2 separate regions of the Homo sapiens genome follow, and region 2 is linked to region 1. A link is a contact called in ENCODE Hi-C data. All regions are on one chromosome and are shown on one strand. The core of a region is the stretch at or near the end of the contact, and the rest is flanking DNA. Distances in the headings are between cores, read along the strand shown.

The links. Hi-C counts contacts between places; a loop is a spot of excess contacts on that map. Pooled maps may share reads with other maps.
Region 2: a loop to region 1 is called in a pooled map, with 2.8 times the contacts of the local background. The contact joins two enhancer-like sites. A Hi-C loop is called at or near these places in 2 of 168 maps with a recorded cell type or tissue (B cell and naive thymus-derived CD4-positive, alpha-beta T cell) and 11 of 50 pooled maps.

What each region holds. Positions count from the first base shown.
Region 1 is chr10:128,033,968-128,039,797 of GRCh38, forward strand. The region is part of intron 2 of PTPRE (protein tyrosine phosphatase receptor type E); the gene reads left to right. Among named protein-coding and RNA genes, the nearest start is that of AS-PTPRE, 26 kb to the right of the region's middle. Within about 2 kb of position 3,374, at least 2 of the 41 ENCODE cell types and tissues checked have a DNase peak (open chromatin) inside an H3K27ac peak, as active enhancers do.
Region 2 is chr10:128,208,268-128,214,097 of GRCh38, forward strand. No RefSeq gene overlaps it. Among named protein-coding and RNA genes, the nearest start is that of LINC01163, 75 kb to the right of the region's middle. RefSeq lists an enhancer at 1,221-1,782 and silencers at 1,982-2,171, 2,262-2,421, 3,751-3,900. Within about 2 kb of position 2,509, at least 16 of the 41 ENCODE cell types and tissues checked have a DNase peak (open chromatin) inside an H3K27ac peak, as active enhancers do.

The sequences.
Region 1 (5,830 bases), core at 2,124-4,623:
AAATTGGACATCTCATCAGTTAAAATAGAAGCTGTTGATGTCAAAATTTATAAATAGTTACATGTACACAGAGTAACTAAACTGCAAATTCCTGGTAATTAGGCTGATGTTGAATTTTTAAAACACTGCCGCTTTGTAGTATGCACTTTCTCTCTCCTGCTCATCATCAATCAGATTCTAGAAATGTTCGGGCCTTCAAAGAATTATTTTGTAAATAAACCTAAGTGTCCTAAAAAGATGGTGAATCTTTCTGCAAACAAGGCCCTAAGTGTGAGTTTAGTTTAGTTCCAAACTAGTTGGAAATATATTATGGGAGGATTCAATAAATGGAGCACCCAAAACCCTCCCCTCCACACCACCCCCCCCACCGACACACACACAGAACTCTTGGCTTTTGAAACTTTTATAGAGTTAAAATTATTGAAAACAAAGGTTATGGCTGGGCATGGTGGTGGCTCACACCTGTAATCCCAGCACTTTGGGAGGTCAGGGCGGGAGGATTGCTTGAGTCTAGGAGTTTGAGACTAGCCTGGGCAACATAGTGAGACCCCCCCCATCTTTACGAAAAAAAGTCTTAAATTTTGCCAGTCATGGTGGTGCATCCCTGTAGTCCCAGCTACTTGGGAGGCTGAGATGGGAGGATCCCTTGAGCCCAGGAGGTTGAAACTGCAGTGAGCCAGTCTGGCAACAGAGTGAGACTCTGCCTCAAACAAACAAATGAGGTTATGAACAGGAAGACACTAAAACTTATTTCTACAAAAACAAGGAAGCAATAAAGTGAATTAAATGATGAGAGCTCACAAAATGCTAATCTAAAAAAATGCAGGCAATTTTATTTTAAAAATTAAAACATGAATAAGAACATTGAAAAATATATTGAATGAAACATATTAGGAACAGATAAGGCTAAGAAATTGATCAGAGCCTGTGAATGTGTGCTGAGAATAAGTATTATTTTACGTTCTCATTTTATTTTCAGATAATCAATACAAAAAGGTTTTTTTCTTTTATTTTTATTTGTTGTTGTTGTTGTTGACACAAGGTCTGGCTCTGTTGTCCAGGCTGGAGTGCAGTGGCATGATCTCGGCTATTGCAACCTCCGCTTCCCAAGCTCAAGTGATCCTCCCACCTCAGTCCAGCAAGTAGCTGGGACCACAGGCACCCATCACCGCGCCCAGCTAATTTTTTGTATTTTTTGTAGAGACAGGGTTTTGCCATATTGCCCAGGCTGGTCTCAAACTCCTGAGCTCAAAGCGATCTGTCGGCCTGGGCATCCAAAAAAAGTTTTCTTAAAAACATATATATGTATATATATACACACACACACACACAAAATATGTTATTTTGTTTTCAGAAAGATTGTTTAATTTTTAAAAATATTTTGTGAATAGAACTACTTAATAGCCTCCCAGCTTAATAAAATCAAATCATTGGTCAATAAATGTTTTAGAGAAGCATATATTTTGAATCATTTTAGCCCCCTCCTTTGCTCTCCAAGAAGTCCTGGTTTGGATGAGAAATTACATGGGACCCATTCCAGGGGCTCTCTTTAAGTGCGGTGGCTTTGAAACCTGAGTATGGCTCCCAAATCATTGTCTCCTGCTTCCTTGAGAAGAACCCTCATCTGTTTCTTAGTTGAAAGCCAAACAGCTGCAGGTTTTGACCAGGTAGGTGATGGGTTCGGGCTGCAGAGAGAAAACACTACCCTCTTGGAGCTGCAGGGGGCAGTGTGGGTCAGTCCACTGCTGGACATCCTGGGCCAGCTGGAAAGGGCACTTTCGGGTTTGGTAGGGCCAGAGGGGTCAGCTGGGCAACTCCTGCTCAGAGGCACTGGCCCAGGGATGGCCCCTTGCCCTCAAATGCCCTGAAAGCTCCAATTATTGAGGTGCCGGAGAGAAAGTCAGGGACTGGGAAACGGGGACACAAGACAGCCCCTACACTCTGGGGTCTCCTGGGCTGGTTGAGACGTCCAAAACCCAAATCACCTTACACAGGGCCAGACAGTGTGATGCCAGGAAGGACTCCATCTCAGGTCGCTCAACCTCAAAATCTGGTGGGGTCAAGTAAAGGGTGAGGAGAGAGAGGGGACCACTCCAAAAGAGGAGGCAGGGATGTTGGGAAGTGGACGGGGATCAGGAAAATCCCTTTCCTACCCTGGGTGTGTACCTCGACCTGCCTTCTGCCCTCCCCCGAGCCCAGCCACCTTTTCCCAGTCTCCTGCCGAGCTCCCTTCCTCGGGCCCTAGTGCAGTGACTTCCTGCAGCTCGCCACCTTGACCCTGGCCTTCCTCCCCAATAACCCCCACAAGGAGTGCCTCCCCCACACGCTGCACTTGCAGCCCACCTCCCCTTCTGACAAGGCCCCAGACCCCAGATGCAACTCCTACAGACAGTCTCCCCAGGAATGTTCCACTGTCCTCTCTAATGCAACCTTTCATCTTCAGTAACAACAGGACATTGCTCATAGGATTTCGGTGAGGGTTGATGAGGTCATTTATCTCAGAACCTCAGGTAGCTTATCCCGCTTCATAGGAGCCCAGTAACTGGGAGCTTATATTATTGCCTTATGCCTCCAGCTAAAAATCATCCTTATCCCCACCCTAGAGCCCCCATTGTCCTTGTCTCAGCTAATGAATGATGCTCCCTCCCACCCCAGCTCCCAAGATGGAAACCCCGATACCTTTGTTGCCCCACTTATCACCCACATCCCACTGACCACCACTGCCAGGGACCCTACCTTTGAAATCCTTCTAAACTCCCTCCCTCCTTTCCATTCCCATTGCCTCCGGCTTGGTCTTTCTTAATCCATTGCTTAGACCAATACGTCTCAAATATTAATGAGCAGAGGAACCACCGAGGAATCTTCATAAAAGGTGGGAGGTCTGGGATGGTCCTGAGACTCTGCATTCCTCACATGCTCCCAGGTGATGCTCGGGCTCCTGGACCACTCTCCGGCCGCAAAGGCTATCCTGTGTCAGGAGCTGACGCGCAGCATCCAGGGCTCCCTTTGGAAACTTTCCTGGCGGCTCATGACTCGTAGCCAAGATTTTCAAACTTCAGTCTATATAAAGCCATTATTCCCCAGATACTCGGATTTCTTCCATCTGGAGTTGGGCACAGGAGTGGGCATCATTCCTTAGTGCCCCCAGGAGACTCTAATAATGTAGATTGTTAATGGAAAATGAGCCCTTAGGGCCAAGCCAAATCTAGCATAGCATTGAGGACCTACCCAATTCCTCTTCAGACTTTTCCTCCTCACTCATCTTCTCTCACATGCCAGAGAACTGTGAACTGCCTGGACAGTGGGTTCTGTCTGGGCTCCCTTCACTCCTCTGTCCCCTGGCCTGCGTCTCCCTCGCCTTCCGTCCTGAATGACTCACTCACTGCACTGCATTTCTGGGGAAGGTTTCATTAACTGCCAAGAGGAATCATTGCTCCCTCACCTTTGCTCCTTGGCACATGGCCTTGTCTCCAGAGCATGGGAGTGGGGTATCAGGGTGGCTGTTCTTCTGCCTGCCCTTCCTCCTCAATGAGCTACTTTAGGGCTGAAACAAGACTATATTCTTTGCATCTCTGGGGCTTACCTGGCTGCCTGACCTAAGAACTTGCCCAGTGAAGAATATTAAAAAGACATCAGATGGAATAAAAAGACAGATTTATAATGAAGTAGATAGCAGGTTGACTGTTGAGGGGAGTAAATATACAACCTGCTTTATCATAAATAAACTCCTTTTCTCATCTCAGTTCTAGAAATCACATGCAATTTGTGCTCTACATACTCAGCATTTGGTAGGCTCACAACAGAAACTGATGAAATACAAATCCTTAAAATTCTGCATTTTTTTATATGAGTCTCGCTCTATTGCCCAGGCTGGAGTGCAGTGGTGCGATCTCGGCTCACTACAAGCTCCGCCTCCTGGGTTCAAGCAATTCTCTGCCTCAGCCTCCTGAGTGGCTGGGATTACAGGTGCCTGCCACCATGTCCGGCTAATTTTTTTTTTTTTTTTTTTTTTTGTATTTTTAGTAGAGACAGGGTTTCCTGGGCAGGCTAGTCTTGAACTCCTGAACTTATGATCCACCCGCCTCGGCCTCTCAAAATACTGGGATTACAGGCATGAGCCACCGCGTCTGGCCCAGCATGATTTTAATCACTGTTTCAAGCATCATTTGGACCAATTCATGTCTGTGCTCACCAGGTCACTTATGCAAGCCCACTGAGAGTGAATGGCCAGGGACTGGCAAGTTGTCATTGGCCTTAAAACTATTGTGGAAGTTAGTGTGGTGATTCCTTAAGGATCTAGAACTAGAAATACCATTTGACCCAGCCATCCCATTACTGGGTATATACCCAAAGGATTATAAATCATGCTGCTATCAAGACACATGCACACAGATGTTTATTGCGGCACTATTCACAATAGCAAAGACTTGGAACCAACCCAAATGTCCAACAATGAGAGATTGGATTAAGAAAATGTGGCACATATACACCATGGAATACTATGCAGCCATAAAAAGGGATGAGTTCATGTCCTTTGTAGGGACATGGATGAAGCTAGAAACCATCATTCTGAGCAAACTATCACAAGGACAGGAAACCAAACACCACAGGTTCTCACTCATAGGTGGGAATTGAACAATGAGAACACTTGGACACAGGAAGGGGAACATCACACACCGGGGCCTGTCGTGGGGTGGGGGGAGGGGGGAGGGATAGCAATAGGAGATATACCTAGTGTAAATGACGAGTTAGTGGGTGCAGCACACCAACATGGCACATGTATACATATGTAACAAAACTGCACGTTGTGCACATGTACCCTAGAACTTAAAGTATAAATATATATATACATATAAAAAATGGGGACAGACCCGGGCTCCAGCTGGTGGACAGGCTTTGAATTCTGCAGGTTGTCGCCCATTGCTGGTCATGTCAGGAAAATCACCTGTGGCTCTCCTGAGCACTTCCGGACCTCAGTGTCTAACAGATGAACAAAATGATCTTTGTCTTTCTCAAGGGTGTCGGCCTCCTCTTAGATCACTGAGCATTTGGAGAGGAGGGTTATTAAATTAATGCATGAGATAAGAAAATGTTTCAACTAGGAATTCTGCATCTCTGGAATTGTATTAAACCAATTAATACTCCCCAATCAATTACTCTGTAATTTACTCAAGTATATTAAAAGTATTGTGGCAGTGTGCAATACCAGATTTTTAAAAACAGTGTGTGCCTCTGTGGGCAGAGCTGCCTGTCGTAGAAGGGCCAGGGCAGCATGCAGCGGGGGTGAGGGCTTCTGTCTCCAGGGTTCCTGGGTTCAAATCACAGTTCCTCCATATCCTCCAGCCTGACTTTGGGCCAGTTCTCTATCCTTCGGGAACCTCTGTTTCTCAGCCCTGTGGGGTTATTGTGCGGATAATACAGATATAAAATACCCAGCATATAGTAGGTGCTCATGGAATTATTTGTGTATGTGGCTCATTTTACAAATCTAAAATGTGTGTTTTGGAAATAAAAAAAAGAGGGAAGAAGTAAAAGTGCTGATTGCCACCATCGTCGTTGTTCTGGGCTAATTGTTATAATATCCTCATAATGGTTTCATCTTAATAGTGGTGATTACTGAAACACAATTAGGATTTTTCATGCTCATTCAGATGTCTTCTCTAATTACAAGCATTAGTGTTTAACATGTGAGCAGCCGGGGAATGGATGTTTCTTGGCCTCAGTTCTGAAATGGGTCCATTTGCATCCCTGAGGGAGGCCTCAGGCAGGAGGGCTGCTGGTGGGGACAGGCTGACCTTGGACGGGGTTCAGGGGGTGGGGAGTGGGGGGG
Region 2 (5,830 bases), core at 1,259-3,758, 170 kb after region 1:
CAGTGCAGCAGAGTTTTTCACAAGTGCATATTTGCCCCCAGGCTGTGAGTACAGTGAGGACTGATTCCACATGCTAGTTACATCCCCTGCCCTTAGTACAATGTCTACTATGTACTAATAATATTGATAACCAACAATTATTGAGCAGTTAGTGTGTGCTAGATTTTTAAAAGTCCCTCTTGAAGCAATGACCCCCAATTGCAACAAGTATGCTCTGTGTCCAGAGCTTGGTTTATAATACCGTTTTCCAATAAAGGGAAACAGAGTTGCTTACAGCAATGGGCAATTCTGGGACTGGGGCAGGAAATATACAAGACGAGCCTGGAGGATCTGGTAGTGCCAGGAAGGAAGTCAGTGCTCAAAAAGCAGAATGCTAAGGCTATGTTAAAGGAACACAGGAAGGAACTGAAAGACCTCCCAATGGCCAAAGCTAAGAACAAGTCAATAAAAAAAAGCACCGAATTAAGACTTAAAGTGTAAAACAAATACCCATGAGTCCATGCTGATATAGATGGCTGATTAAATAAATGGAGGAGGAAAGGCACATCTTGCCTGCAGAAGAATTCTAAATAATCTACGTAGACACTCCACCCTCCAGGAGGTGCCGCCTAACTCCCAGCTGAGTAAGTGTGGGCTGTGCAGAATGACTTCCTTCCAGAGAGGACAGCCTGGAAAGAGGGAAAAAGAGTCACTTTACATCGGAGAAACCTGACAAACACTATCTCAACCAGGCGATCAGGGTCAACAATGATCTATGCTGTGGACATGCTGAGAGTATGCACTGTTGATATGATATCGTGTGAACGGAACCCCAAGCCCCTTAACCCCAATCTAATCATCAGAAAAACGTCAGAAAAACCAACCCAAGTTGACAGACATTCTACAAAACAGCTGACTAGTACTCCTCAAAACTGCCAAGGTCACTAAAAACAAGGGAAGTCAGAGAAGACATCACCAAGAAGAGCCTAGGGAAACAGGAGGACCAGATGTGATCTGGGATCCTGGAGCAGGAAAAGGACGTTAGTTAAAAATGAAAAAAAAAAAATGGGAATAAACGAAGGGCTTCAGCTGATAATAGTGTATCAATATTGGCTCACTGGTGGTGCGGGGTGTGCCACACTCATGTAAGATGTCGGCAACGGGAAGGATAACCTCTGTACTACCTGCAACTTTTCTATAAAACCATTCTAAGTAAAAACTTTAAATTTATTTATTTTGAGACAGAGTCTCGCTCTGTCGCTGGAATGCAGTGGCGCGATCTCGGCTCACTGTAAGCTCCGCCTCCTGGGTTCACGCCATTCTCCTGCCTCAGCCTCCCGAGTAGCTGGGACTACAGGCGCCCGCCACCACGCCCGGCTAATTTTTTGTATTTTTAGTAGAGACGGGGTTTTACGGTGTTAGCCAGGATGGTCTTGATCTCCTGACCTCTTGATCTGCCCGCCTCGGCCTCCCAAAGTGCTGGGATTACAAGTGTGAGCCACCGCGCCTGGCCTTAAGTTTATTTTTAAAGAGTGCCTTTCATGGATTCTCCCATTTAATTCTCACATAGTCCCGTGGGGCTCTATGTCCTTCTGCATTGAGGAAATAGGGCACAGGGCTGAAGGGCTTTGCGCAAGCTCCTGGGGGAGCAGACTGCTGCGCTGGGCCTGAAACTGCAGCCCGGCCCCAGGACCTTCCCTCAAAGGGAAGTGCCCACGAATATTGAGGAGGTGGGCTCTTTGCTTGCAGACCAGTTCATCATACCACAGGCTGCCTGAGAGTCTGCGGCCCTGTCCCGTGCTGCCTGCGGAAGCCCGCAGGGCCCGCGTGGGAGGAGAGCCTGGGCTTGGAAGCCCCGCCAGCGAGGGCATGCCCTGCACAGAGGAGGGAGTGTGGAAAAGCGAGAATGAAGCTGTTTTCCTTCCCAAATTAATATGGAACAAGGAGCAGCTTAATCACACTTTGGGTTCAGTGATGTCTCCAGTTGCCACAGTAATCAGAGGCGGCCTTTACAAATAGATTGCATTTGACCTTGTTGGTTTGATGGACGGGAGTGGAGTCCGGCCGCGGACGGCGTCCCTTCCAGGGCCGGCCGCCAGAGGGCGAGCGCGCCTTCCCGGGCGGGGCGGGGACGGGACGGGGACGGGGAGGGGACGGGACGGGGACGGGGAGGGGACGGGGACACGGACACGGGAGGCTTCCGCTCGCCCGCGGGTGGCGTCTCTGCTCCCACTAGAGCGGGCCAGGCCTCTGGGTTCCGTTTCTCAAGCACACAGGGAGGGTGGCCGCGGGCCAGGGGCGGCCGCGAGACTCCACGTCCACGTCCCGGGCAGTCCCTCCGGAGGTTGGGCCGCGCGGCCCGGGGAGCGGAGCGCTGCGCTTCTCTGCGAGCACCCCGGGGCCTTTAGGCGCCCCCGTTTCCTCGTCAGTGGGGGGCGCGGTGCCGCTTCTCCGCGGGCTAAACTGCTGAGGAAGGGGCGAGTTCCTGCGGCCCCTGCCTGTCCCGGCCACGCCCCACCTCCGCCCCGCCGCGTTGCGCGTTCCCGCGGGGCCCCGGGCACCCCTGGGGCCCCGGGGATCTCTGACGCCCCCTTCCCTCCAACCCCCGCTGCGATCCCACAGGTGGGGTGAACAGCGCCCCTGCTGTCCCACGGGGCGTCTTCGCGGGTGATGCCCACACTCTCAGCCTGAAGAGCAGGACCTGTCCGCGGGTGGGGCCCACCCCCAGGCTTCCGGTGCCCGCGCGGCCTCCAGGGCGCCTCCCCCGGGCGCATCCTCCGGGCCTGGCAGGGAGCGCAGCCTGGGAGTCAGGGGCGACTGGAGCCCACCTGCTCAGCGCCCACCGCGGCGGCCCTGCCCTTTCCCCCGGGAGCAGCAGGGACAGCCTTGGAGCAGCAGCTCCCGCAGGGGGAGGAATGGCGCAGTGGCCCGAGGCTCTGGAGCTGGCCCCCTGCTCGCCCGGGGCTACCTCGGGGAAGCGCAGAATTCGCACCTTTCTTCTCCAGCTCCACGCACCCCTCATGGAACCTTAGCGAGGCCCAGGGCAGGGGATGCTGCCAGGCCGCTGCCAGGCTCTGACGCGGTTGCGGATGCCTCGCCCGGTCTCTCCGGAGGTGGAGGAGTGGCACCCCTGGCTGTGCACTGCGGTGCACCGGTGTCTGCTCAGGGCATTCTCCACCTTGCCCTCCATCCCCTCAGGGTCAAGTGAGGAGGGAGACAAATATCCCACCTTCAGAAACAGCCCTGAGAAACGTTTATTTCCAGGGGACAGTGCGATTAGACCTCTCCCGGCGCGGTGTATTTCTGTGCTTAATATTATTATTTATACATCAATATTGACATCCAGCGTCCATTGATACGTGGCATGCGTAGGTGCTAAGAAGCGCCAGCTACATAGCATGCTTTATTTATGTGCGGTAAATATTTAAAGACTCCCATGTGTTTCGATTGGAAAGTGCGTATTACTGGACAATTTCGTTTCAAAGCTTTCTCTCTGATGTAAGGTTTATTAAGATGTATGAGGTGGCTGCGGTGGCCTGATTGAGAGCCCATGAAAGTCCTGAGAAATAAAATTCTGCTGCTGCGGCCCAGGGAGTCGGCCTTCCACAGTCCCGTTTAGGAGCCGGGGCTCTTCTCCGTTATTAAGACGTGGTAGTTTGCTCTGCATGAATTACCAGCTGTTTGGTATTGCCTGAGAGGGACGGGGTGGCTAGTTTGAAAAGTCAGTTTGCAGGTTTTCCACGATGGCAGAGGTGCCACCTGTGTCACCAGCCGGCGGGGCTGGGAGTTCATCTAGCCCGGGCTATGGACAAGGCCGTGTGCGTCCAGACGGGGCCGCCAGAGGGCGCGCGTCTGCGGCCGCGGGAGGCCCAGCGGGGCCTGAGAAGTGGGCGGAGCCAGCCCCGGCCGGAGGAGCTTCTTGCTTGCAGGTGTCAGCGGCAGCAATTTCAGGCAGGGTGGCCAGGCTGCTCCCCGAGGACAGCATCTTGGAGGAATTGCTTTCATTTCCTCCCAGCTAGTCCCTCTGCCCAGCACTTGCCGGCAGCTTCTTCCATGAGGGCGGAGTTCTGTCTGCAGCCCCAAGGGGCGTTCTTTGAGGCTGTAACTAGCATCCAGGGAGAGATGGCTCACATCAGTGGAGGGTGCGAGGTGGAATCAGGTCGCTCATGACAGAGGCTGCATTCAAGCCAGAGCCCCACTGCTTTGCTGTGGGTTGAATTGCATCTCCCCTCCCACCCCTCTAAAGATATGTCCGAGTCCTAAGCCAGCACCTCAGAACGGGACCTTGTTTTGAGCAGGTTGTTTGCAAATTTAATTAGTTACGATGAGGTCATACGGGAGTAGAGTGGGTCCCTGGGTCCTTAACCCAATGGCTGGTGCCCTGATAAAAAGACAGCCCTGCAAAGACACAGAGACACACAGGGAGAACGCTGTGTGACGGTGGAGGAAGAGACTGGAGTCGTGTGGCCACAAGACAGGGAGCTCCTGGTGCCACCAGGAGCTGGAAGAGGCAGGAAGCGTCCTCTCCTAGAGGCCTCAGAGGAAGCAAGGCCCTGCTGACGCCTTGGTTTTGGACTTCTATCTCCTAAGCTGTGAGACAATGAATTTCTGTTTTAAGCCACCCAGTTTGTGGGACTTAGTTATGGTGCCCCAGGAGACAGGCACAACAAACGGGGAAAGAAAACGCAGCCACTGCCTGAGAAGGAGGCTGTGTGTCGGCTGTGGAGACACCAGCGCAGCTTCCCAGGAATTGGTTAGATCTTGGCCTCCTTTCCGTGCAGTGGTGGAAATAAGAGGAATGGAAGGCTGCTGCCTTGGGAGTGACGGCTCTGGGATTGGCCCCACCGGGCGGTGGGTGGATGGGGCAGACTAGGAGCCCTTCCTGGGAGGGTCACAGAATGAGCTAGCCAGAGTGACCCTTCTCTCTATTCACGGTCTTCAGTGTTGTTTCCTCCAAGCAGGGACAGAGTTGTTCGGTTGGAGAGTGGGAAGACTTATTTCATTCTTTTAAAATTCAGCCTGGAATCTGGGAGCAAGGAAACTTACGCATTAATGCAGCATGTCAGGAGAGCTGCCAGAATGTGCAGCCCCACAGCTGATTTCCACAACTTATCTTGGCAAAAATACTTCCAACCTGTCCCAGGATTCTGTCATGGAATCCCTGCTATATGAAAGCACCTGAGGAGAAGGATGCAGGGCCCGGAACGCTTCCCATTGCCCAGAGGCTGGTGGTTCTACCTGTCCAGAGACTTGTCCCCACCCCACGTAACTCAACAGAGAGATGATCAGACTCGTGTCTTCCCTAGGGGTGGAGGCCGTTGGAACTGTGTTCATTCTGCTAGAAATGCGGGCGAGGCTGCGGTCACCCCTGCTAGGCAGAGCCTTGGCTCCATGCTCCATGAGGACCAAGGAAGAAGCTTCTCAGGCCCCTTCTTTCTCCACATTCCAGCAGATCTTCGCCCCCTGCAAACACCCCCCACCTCTTCTAGGAGCCTGCAGTGGGGACTGGCTGCCAATTTCTGATCGGATGCAGACTATTCACCACCAACCATCCCCCAGGCAGGGCAGGTTTGACATTCACTTGGAAGACAAAGCAAGGTAGTCAGGTGTGCTGCCCCTAGACCTCGAGGAGGGACGTGGACATTATCTCACTTTCCGCGGAGGGGGCAGCAGTGGAAGCCACTGTGGTGGAGGAGAGTGGCCACCTGCTGCCCAGGCCCCCACCTAAAATTGCAGTATAATTATGGACTTGCGGGTCTTTGTACAGTTCCCGGCTTCCGGTAAATATTAATGGGTTGCCTTTTATTCATTTAGCTAATGTTTTTGAAAGATGGCCTCAAACAAAAAGATC